Regions from separate parts of the Homo sapiens genome. Here region 2 is linked to region 1. Evidence: chromatin loops called from intact Hi-C (ENCODE). Cell type or tissue: heart left ventricle. All regions are shown on one strand. Links, peaks and the distances in the headings refer to the core of each region. The heading gives the core; the rest is flanking DNA.

Evidence for each region. Peaks named below come from ENCODE experiments on the same cell type or tissue, not always from the same donor. Only the 100,000 strongest peaks of a DNase experiment are listed, where the experiment ranks them.
Region 2: it touches region 1 in a loop (3-fold over the local background); 64 of 110 quality-filtered maps call a loop at or near these places.

Annotation. Positions count from the first base shown.
Region 1 is chr5:156,822,536-156,827,917 of GRCh38, reverse strand. No RefSeq gene overlaps it. Among named protein-coding and RNA genes, the nearest start is that of PPP1R2B, 25 kb to the left of the region's middle. In heart left ventricle, for the core only: a CTCF peak has its summit at 2,941 (motif pointing right); no DNase peak of the experiment used is centred there.
Region 2 is chr5:155,933,463-155,938,844 of GRCh38, reverse strand. It overlaps a transcript of SGCD not described here. Among named protein-coding and RNA genes, the nearest start is that of SGCD, 390 kb to the left of the region's middle. In heart left ventricle, for the core only: no CTCF peak of the experiment used is centred there; a DNase peak (open chromatin) is centred at 2,964.

The DNA.
Region 1 (5,382 bases), core at 99-5,098:
TTGTAGCTCACCTTGTAGAGGTCTTTCACCTCCCTAGTTGGTGTATTCCTAGGTATTTTATTCTTTTTGTGGCAAGCTAATTAACAGTTGAGCTGAAACTAGATCCTTTTTTTCCCTCCCTTCTTTCCTCCCTTCCTTCCTTGTTTTTTTCTTTTCCTTATTTTTGTTCCTTCTTTTATAAAACACTCCTCAAAATTTTATTTGAATTTAACAGACAGAAATGGAAGTAATGAACTTCATAAACTTTAGATAAATACTTCTTCCTTCCTTATAAAATGAAGAAAATAATGTATCTTTGCTGTAGCTCTGTTGTGAGGAATCCATGATACACATGTAAAGCACCTTGATCAGTGCCTATTTTATACTAGGATGCAAGTGACTATGATGAGGCTAATGTAAAATGTCTAATAAAATGTTCAAATATGATAGTTGTTATTTTTGTGCAAAGATTATATACCTTTGGAAGGCAGAGACCATGTCTTATTCATACTGGATTCCCAGTGTCTAGCACAGTGGCTCCCATGAAGATGTTTATCACTGTTTAAGTATGTTGAATGTTAAGAAAAATGAGGTCAAACATTTAACAGGTTGGTCTCATTATTTTTTAAACTGCCTTTAAATTTTAACCAGTATTTATTGGCACCTGCTTATTTCTTGAAATATTATGAGTTGCTTTTTTTTATACATTATCCAGGTTTATAATACTCCTATTTTACTTTCCAGTCCTAACTCCCCATGTAATTTTGATTAATACTATATTTAAATTGATCAATGCTCACTCCAAGTTGTTTCATCTGGGCTACTCTACAGCTGAGGTCTTTATTTTGATTTCTTGGCTGGATTTCATTATTTCAACAAACAATTTTTTCTCTTTATTTTAAGGAGGGGTTATAGATTACTAGAGGTTTTGAGTTCATTTTCTGCCCCCAAGCTTGAAGAATTCTTTTATTTTTATTTTATTAATTTATTTTTTAAAGACAGTGACTCACTCTGTTGCCCAGGCTGGAGCACAGTGGCACAATCATAGCTCACTGCAGCCTCGACCTCCCAGGCTCAAGCAGTCCTACCACTTCAGCCTCCAGAGTAGCTGGGACTACAGGTCTGCACTAACATGCCTGGCTAATTTTTTAAATTTTTTTTGTAGAGATGGGGTCTTGCTAGGGTGCCCAGGTTGGTCTCAAACTCCTGGCCTCAAGTTATTCTCCTGTCTTGGCCTCTCAAAGTGCTGAGATTTCAGGTGTGAGCCACTGAGCCTGGCCCCCAAATATTCATCTTTTTAATTTCTTTTTTATGCTGTGCTGCCTTGGATATTTTCAGGTTAACACATTATTTCTTTTTGCATTACTCTTCTCTAAGAGATCTGCTCTGTATCTTACTTCCTCCTCTGATGTTCTGAATGAATTCTCTCGAGCCCTCCTTCCACCATTTTCTGAGACTAGCCTCATCCTCTGGCTGCAGCTGGAAGGCTCAGGGGTTTTTCCATCCCCCTCTCTCTAGCCTGTGGATGGGGTAGGGCAAGGGAACAGTCAGCTAGGATTGGGTGCAATCATTCTTACAGGAACTGGTTTCTGTTCCTCTTTCTTACATTTTGTTTTCTGTCCTAAACCTGCGATTGCTCCACTTAATGAAGTGCAGGGTGATACCTTCTAAATGCTTCCCCCAATTTAGCATGGAGTCTAGTAGCCTGCGCTTCTGCACAAGGGGGTCGATTTGACTATTCTCTTCTCTTTTCATTTTTCCCCACCTCAGGCCATTTCTGTGTACTTCCTTGAAATCAAAAGGGGCAAAGAGGACATCATCCTCCTTGCGTTTCTTATCCAATTTGGGAGTATCAAGGAACAGTCTCGGGAGTTTCAGCACCTTCTGGGAGCCAGCCTCCTTTCTTGGCCACTGTCTTTTGCATATTATGGCATTCAATTCTCTTTTTTGGTTGTGGCTGATTTATTTATTTTTCTATTTTTTCCACTAGTTTCATTGTGTATGACAGGACAGGGAGTCTGTGAGTCATTTTACTTTTTTTTACCTGAATGTCTGTCTTGAGCCTTTCATTTGTGTCATGATACCAGCTGTTGCCTTTTTCACTAACAAAAAGGCACGTTCCTTGGGTGTTTTTTTCACTAGCATGAAGTCTTCCCACGCTGCTCACCAATGCCATATTCTGAAGTCTGATTTAAAGTATTACAATGAGATGTCAGCTTATGTCAGCATTGGAAGGCCAGGCCACTTATCCTTTTTGACAAAATCAAAAGCGTTCAATGTGAAATAAAAATTACTAAAATACATTTTTTTTTACTCTTTTATTTTACTTCAATCAACAGTCAGACTAAATGTCATCAAGTGTTATATTTGAGATCGTGCTGATTTTAAAACTCTGGTAGTTATTAGCCTATTGGAAGTGAAAGACGTTCTCAAAATGTGTTTTTCCTGCCATTTCTGCCTCGGCCTTCACTGCTGTAGTAACCTCATTATTCCAAATTTAAGGATGTGAGGCTGTGGTGAGATCCTCACAGAAACTAGTCAAATGGAGTTCCTGTCCTCATAATCTCAGATGTTTATTATTTACTTTTCAGGGTTTAGAAGACTAATTAACAAATCAAAGAAATCATTATAAAACAGTTTAGGGTATTTGGGCTTTTACCTCCTGGGAAATAAGCCTTGTATTTTTAAAAGCGTATTTGTTTTCATGATGTAAGGGAAATACATTGTTGAATACAAATGCTTTGATATAATGAATATGTTTAAGCCAAACAAGATATAGCCAGATCCTCACCAGAGAGGCTTAGAAAACAAACCAGTACATGCTATCTTTTGTTTCAGTGTCATTAATTTTTGTTGATCTTTTGTTTCCTGTATCTTTGGGACATGAAGAAGGTTTTGGCAGCACCTAAACGTTTACTCAGCAGTCCTTGGGAATTTTAGGGCATTAAATGGAGCTGGTTAATGGACCACTGGGTGTCAGTATTGTCTTTACTTACCCTGGCAGGAACTGAATCAGGTTGTCCTTTTCAGAGACTTTTGGGTTTTGTTGGAATACAGAATCTTAGATTTTCTGTCCAAACCAGGAGGGGACCATCTAGCACAACCAGCTTTGTTCGTGGATGAAGGGGCTAAGTCATGGAGAAGGAACAGCTGATTCCTGTTCAGGGGTGGTTTCTACCACCCTGAGCTTCCCAAATTTCTACATCAGGATCTCAAACTTAAATGCCCCTAGGGTCAGACAGGCAGGAAAGTCAAGTGGACCCTCCTTAGCCTAATGAATAGAAGGGGTGCTCTTTTTTCTGCATACACATTTGCTGTTTCCTGTTTTCTTGATCAGGCCACTTGGTGTATCTTTACTATCTCCAGTACTGATTCAGAAAAAAAATTTCTTCTATGGTTTAAAAAAGGACTGCAAAAACATGATGATAAAACTCAAACAACCCTTGGCCGCATGTGAGGGAGGCAATAGGGAATGTATAAAGGCGCCAGCAGCGTCACATGCCAGCGAGGTGAGGGTGTCCTCACACAGGTGGGATCTTCAGATTTTTCAAGAGAAATGGGAAATCTGGATTTTTATGTGAATTTTTGTCATTTACATAGGCTGGTTCAAACTTAAAAAATCAAGACCCATCTGTGGGCCAGATATGACACTCCTAGGATAACAAGTTATAATCTCTGTGGACTATAACTTGGATGTTTTATCTTCTAACTTGAATTATTTTGCCTCCAACTTCTAGTTTGAGCTAATTGGCTCTAGCATGATGAGAGAAAGTTCCTTGGGAGATGCATAGGAATTCCTTGTCTTTGGCAACTGCATCTTTTTTTTTTTTTTTTTAATCCAAAGAAAAGAAAATGCATTGTTCAGCTGTCTGACGGGATGGTAGACTAGAAATGTTGAATATCCAGTTAACCTCATTTGATCTAGGAGAGGTTGGGAAAGTTAAGATTACTAACAAATTTTCAGTGCTAGGTAATTTTCTATTGTGAATGTACTAGGAAGGAAGCCATAGAAGGGAAGCACCTAGAAGCCTCTCCCAACCCTGAGAATCTGCCTCTTATAGACAGGAGAGCTGAAAGTCTGAGAGAGCCATTTTCGGACTCATAGCCACAGGACAGGCTTTGGAGATGGCCTACTCTAGACACTTTGATTTGACACTTAGGAAAGTGAGGTACAGATGGAGCAGTCATTTATTCAAGGTCATGTAGCTGATGGCAAAGCACTTTGGATTCCTGATCTCGGAGGGGGGGTTAGTGAGGAAGAACATGCCGTTCTGTCATTGGACAACACAGTCTGTTTTGTGCAAATATTCACAGACAATAGCGTTCAGGAGAAAAAATAGTCATATGAAGGAAGAAGTTGACTCTGGGAGAAGAATATTCCTATCTAGGAAGGAATAGACTCTCCAACAAATGCACAGAAAGGCAAATTGGTCATTTTTTTTTCTTTTGTTTTTTAACATTTAAGTTTGAAAGTCATCTGATAGTTCACCCACTGTGTTTCTCTGGTGTATTTTATTTAGTAAGAGTTCTTCTAGAGTTAGGAAGGAGGAAAATGATCTGTTATAATCTGCAGAATGAATAATGTTAATTATAAAGGAGGATGCAGGGATGGTACATGGGCTTAATTTGCAGCAAGAAAGACTTAAGTGAGATGCACTGAAGAACTTGACAGGGAGGGTTTCTTAAGATTGGAATGTAATCTTGGCAGAAATTATGGGATTTTCTTTAATTCTGTTATTATAGCTTTCATAGTGCAAGCTAACCATCTCTGCTTTTAGCATTATCTTTGTAAAACACCAATCTAACCATATTGATAGCCTTTTCTTATAAAATTATTTTAGTTATTTACTCCTGATGCCTGGGTTTGGCATGCAAGTGACATTATAACATGAATTGGTGTTATTTTTCTTATCTGGAGGTAATCTACTGGTTTCATTTTTGATTAAAAACATTAAATGATACTGTCTGTAGTTAAATACAGTTAGGAAGAATTATGTCTCCTAAAGATCACTTGAGGTCGGGAGTTCGAGACCACTCTGATCAACATGGAGAAACCGCATCTCCACTAAAAATACAAAATTAGCCTGGCGTGGTGGCACATGCCTGTAATCCCAGCTGCTCGGGAGGCTGAGGCAGGAGTATCCCTTGAACCCGGGAGGTGGAGGTTGCAGTGAGCCGAGATCGTGCCATTGCACTCTGGCCTGAGCGAAAAGAGAGAAACAGTCTCAGAAAAAAAAAAAAAAAAAAAAAAAAACAACAGCAAAAGAAACAGTCCTGAAGTTAGGAAAGCTCTGCCACGCACAGCTCCCCTACTCACTGCCTGTTGCTTGAATACTCCAGCCCTACTGAACTTTTCCTCAGATAACTGCTATTTTTCCTCTTCCTTGACTAACAAACTTTTAC
Region 2 (5,382 bases), core at 69-5,068, 890 kb after region 1:
CAGTTTAACAGTTGTCTTATCTGTGAAATGGGGTTAATAATGTCTACTTCGCAGGTATACTGGTAGGATTAAATGACATGGTGCATAGACATGTAAAGGACTTAATACACTGTCTGGTGCCACAGGGGATGAAAAACTATTAGCTCAGTTTCCTTATCCTTTCTCTTCCTTCTCAAACTCTCAAGTCAGAACATTCACAGTGGGGAACAGCTACTAGCTTATGGGAAAAACCATTGCCATAGTATTAGCACTTTGATAAACAGCCCAATTAAGAACATTCCTATTAACTTCATCTATATTTCAATACACTGTACATGATACCCAGGCCAATGGAAAAGAAGAAAAGGACAGGGTGATTAATGAAACGCCAGTAACAGCCAGCCTGACACCTCATAAACAGCCACATGTTTGTTTACTCATCTATAATTTGTTTATTTTTCCTTTTTGAGTCCCAAACTCAGAAGGGGCTGTCAGATGAAAAATTCAATCTCAAGTGATTCCCTAAGCATTCTTATCCTGGGGCAGACCCCAGTTTGTTTCAGGCTGACAGCTGGCACCTGTGGCCTGCAGTGAAGTACTCTCTGACACTGATGGAAAGAGACAGGTGGCAGGGCTGCCATCAAATGCTGCGTTTGATTGATAAAGTGATCTAAGTATCACAGGCACCAAGAATGTCATTAGCAATCACTGCTTCCTCTGTAGAAAGCACCCCCTGGGCCAACAAGGCAACAAACAACAGCTTTTTGAGTGTCTGTATGTGCAGGTATGTGCATGTTTGCGTTCATGTCTGTATGTGACCAGAGACAGTTCCCATCACTGTGGTTCAAAGAAAGAGCACAGGACCTGGAGGTCAGCTTTCAAAGCCGGGTTCAAATCCTGACTAGGTCATTGGCAAGCTACAGGCCACAGGTAAATCATCAAACTTGTGAACCTCAGCTTTCACTCTTCTCATCTGTTTTGTATATTCTCAGCAGTGAAATGCTACTTCCTCAGGGAATCCTCCCCTGAACACCCCAATGAGGCAGGATTGGATCTATTTACAATGCAGTCCAATAACACATTGCACAGTGTCCACGTCACATTTGCAGTCAGACATAGGTTTGTTGCTTCTCAACTTAATGCCCATCTTCCCCCACTTAATTATAAGCTCTTTGGGGTCAGAAACTGCATTTTTCTTGTCTACTGTCTTGACCACAGTGCTCTGAATATCCAAATTCCCCAAGTTTGTTCATCCCAGCACAACAGCTATCCCAAATATTATCTCAAGTACTCTGGACTCCCCGAAGATCTTTCTGCAAAACACTCATTCCTTTCTGGCCTTTTCTCTTCCTTTCTCCCTCCACTTCTTTTATGGATGCAGGCATTTCTTCTGCCCTTTTTAGTGTAAATAAGTTTAACATTCTGGCTTCTTCAGTTCTGTTCCTTTATTTCCCAAATTATAGTTTTTGAGAAAGTAGGCTTTAGGAGGAGGTTACCTGGAATCAAACCTTGGCTCCAGCACCGCTTCAATATGTGACCTTGATGGAAGCAGCGGCCTGCCTGGAGCAGCTGCTGCCAAGATGCTGGCTGCAGTGGGGGAGGCATGGCTTGGCTGCATGCTCTATGGAGCCAGTGGGAGCCGGGAACAGGCAGGTTCCCCACCCTCCCAAGCACAGCTGCAGCCACCCAAGTCATGCCTGCAGACCCGGGCCTCTCTGTGCTCTTTGGGGCTGGGAGCAGGCACCCAAGTCATGGCTGCAGACCTGGGTATCTCTGCAGACTTGCGGTCCTGGGAAGGCTTTCCCTGGCCCCGCAGGCTTGGACGTGTCTGCTACCCCTGTCTGGTCTCTCCCCCCACTCCCTGGCACTCGCTCTAATCTCAGAGTGAGGGCGGGGCTCCTGGGTGCTGTTGCAGCCTGGCCAGGTGTGCGCACACCCGGGGCCGTGCTGACATGGCAGCCTCCTGCCGCCTCAGCCCCCTCCGGAATTTAGCCACCAAGGAGCATGGGAGGGAGACTGAGTGAGTGGGGGCAGCTCAGAGCTGGCCTGCAGGTGCCCCTGGGCATGAACAGCCTGGGCTGTACGGAACAGTGGTAAGAGGCAGACAGGCTCCTGGGTAAAAGGGGGCGCGTCCCTAGTGAAGCCCCACCTTCAAGCTGGACAGGGCCTAAAACCTGGGGGCCGGACTGCCAGTTCCGTGGACCAGAGTGGGAACTTGTGGTGCTTTTTCTGGGCCTGCCCATGGCCGCCCATGGACCAATCACCATGTACCTCCTTTCCTCTGAAGCCTATAAAAATGAAAATTCCAGACCTAGCCAGACTTGAGCACTCAACCTGAAGACCAGCAGAGAGGAACCACACACTCCAGGGTCTCCTCTCTGCTGAGAGCTAAAAGGATGATGGGACGACCAGCTATGGAGAGGAGCTACCCACCCCAGCGTCTGCTCTCTGCTGCGAGCTGAACACTCACTGGGACATTCTGGCTGCAAAGAGGAGCTATCCATCCCAGGGTCGCCCCTGAGCTGTTCTATCACTCAATAAATCTCCTCTCCGCCTTGCTCACCCTCCACTTGTCCACATACCTCATTCTTCCTGGGTGCAGAACAAGAACTCGGGACCCGTCGAATGGCAGGGCTAAAAGGGCTGTAACACATACAGGGCTGAAACGCACCCCTTTCTCGCCACATTGCAGATGCCGAGAAGAGAGAAGGAAAGAAGAGCTGCAGTCCTTCGGGGAGCCCAGACCTAGGAGCTCCCTGAGCCAGGACTGTAATACCCTCTTTGGGCCTCTGTGATTCCTGGCATCTCCAAGCTTCCAGGCGCCACAGCATTCCCTGGTGTCAGCCATGGAAGCTGCTTGTAGTACACCTGTTCCAGCTGCAGCCTCACAGGGAGCCAGCACCTGTGCTGGTGCCTGGAGCTATCTGCCCTGCTGCAGCTGGTGTGCCTGACTGTGTGCAGTGGCTGGACCCCTCACTTGCTCGCTCACACACCCCTGACAACTCCGCTCACCCTTGGCAGGCGATGGATCCATGCTGGTAGCGTGAGCCAAGTGCAGCCTGCCAGGCTGAGTGGTCCCAGTGGGCCCGAGCAAAACTCATGCAAAAGCACCACTGGCCACAGAGGTTTCCAGCTGGAAAAGCAACACCCCAAGGCTCCTGTAACAACCTTAGGCAAGTGATTAGACACATGAGCGTTCCCTCTTGTCCTCATGCTAAGCTAGTTTGCACTAGCTATTCCCTTGCCTGCATGCTCCTCACCTTACTCCTTAATTAACTGGCTGTTTCTTAAGGTTCAAATCAGATATGACTACTTAGATAGCTTTCCCTGAGTCTGTCCCCTTCACTTTCTATCTCATTATTCTTTTACATTACTTCAATCTCATTTATTGCTGGCTGATATTATCTCATTTATATAATTTTGTAGCATCAATCTCCCCCCACAACAATGAAGTTCCATGAGGGCAGTGACCTCTCCTATCTTGTCAACCACAATAGCCCAGCCAGGGGAAAGAAACCAAAAAGAAGATGGACCTTCAACAAATACGTTTTGAATAAATGAATTCAGTAACACACTAATTAATGAATAAATGAATAAACAAAAGTCACTAGGATATGGTAAAGATTAAATAAGATATACAAAAATAACTTATTTCAGCCAAGAGTCTTAATTGCAAGCAACAGAAACCAATTCTTGCTGATCTAAGCAGAAAAATAATTTGTTCAAAGGGTATCAGTTGACTCACAAAGGAACCAGGAGGATTCAAAAATCACTAGGGACTTAGGGTCAAGTATACTGCCCCAAAACTAGTCACAAAATGATGTGCTGAGGACATCACTGCTGCCACCATCCCCAAGCATTGGACACAACAGCTTGCATCAACAGTTGTCTATCTGTGAACACTGGGTGCTGACGATAGCTCTGGGAATCCATCTTACTGCAGGAACTTACTTACTCCAGGCACTGGCCACAGCAGTTCCTCCATGTCCCAACTTCGTCATGTCATTAGTCCACAGTTCACATCTGGGGTATGTACAACCAATGGGCAGACTGTAGGTCAGATGGCCCCCCATTCTAAAAATTTGGGGAAAGGAAGTAGCCAACATTTTCAGCTTCTGTAATGGAAGAAAGGCTATGACATCCTAAATCATAGAGTGAGGAGTTTTCCAAACCAGGGAACAAGGTTCAGATGCTGAGCAGTTAAAAAGAATGACAAATTTCCACTACAATGGTTAATAAATATTAACCACAAAACAATACAATTACCAAGAGCTGCTTCCTTGCAAAATAACTCACAAACTACTGAAATAAAAGAAGACACAAAGAAAAACTACTGCTTAATTCTTTAAAGCTGTACCAAGTTGGAAACACTCATTTTACAACTTTTTCATAAGTTATTCTGTTTGTCAGGTAGTGGGATATTAAATGTGCTTGAGTATTGATTTGAGGGAACTCTTGTCCTGCATAGTTCAGTGCTACGCAAAAAAAGATCGTTAAAAAGGCTTCTTGCCAACGCAGCTCTGGGATGTGAGCAAGATGCCAACTAAGTCAGGCCATTTTCACGGCTTGCTGCTCATCAAGGAAAATAAATCCTCAACTTCTTTTCAAAAATGCAGATGTCAAATACTCTTTACTGGGATACCTGCTCACTTCGTGTGGCTCTGCACCTGGCAACATTCTCTACCATGAGTTGGTGATTTGGCTTAACCCATCCACTCCCATCTGATACTGTCTTGATAGGATTGTCAATCAAGGTGTGCATCCAATTCTGCCAAAGCTTGATTAATCAGTCATTCTTTCTGAAATTTGAATTTTGATGAGTACCATGTAAAGACAGAAAACAATAGGAGATGATGCTCCCACATGGCAGTGTCCTAATGTTCCAGGCACCTAGATCATGGTTTCATTTCCATTCTTGTTAAGCTTGGTTCTTAGCTTTTCCTTAATTCTGTGGGTGTTTCACACAGGTTCTGTTGCTTGAAATCAACAAGCCTTAACTGACGGTCTTCTCTGAAGATAACCTAGGGATGACTGATAAAATAATATTAATGATTAAGATTTAATTAAACACATTATAGCAAAGGCCTTGGGCAAATGCTTTATTGGCATGATGCCATTTTAATCCTCACAAATCTTCAAGGTAGGTACATATTTTATATCCATTTTGCAGCTAAAAATGTTGCAGCTTAGAATGGTTAAATTGCTTTCCAAGGATGTACACATAGAAGCACCAAAGCTGTCAGTTCCATCTTAAGCCAAAACCTATGCACTTGGCCACTATGCATTCAACAGTAAGAATGAGATTCATTCACTCATTTATTCACCTAACAATTAATGACTAAATATTTATATTTTGCCAGGCTCTGTTCTAAAAGCTGTAGAAATGGTGAAGAAAGACAAGAT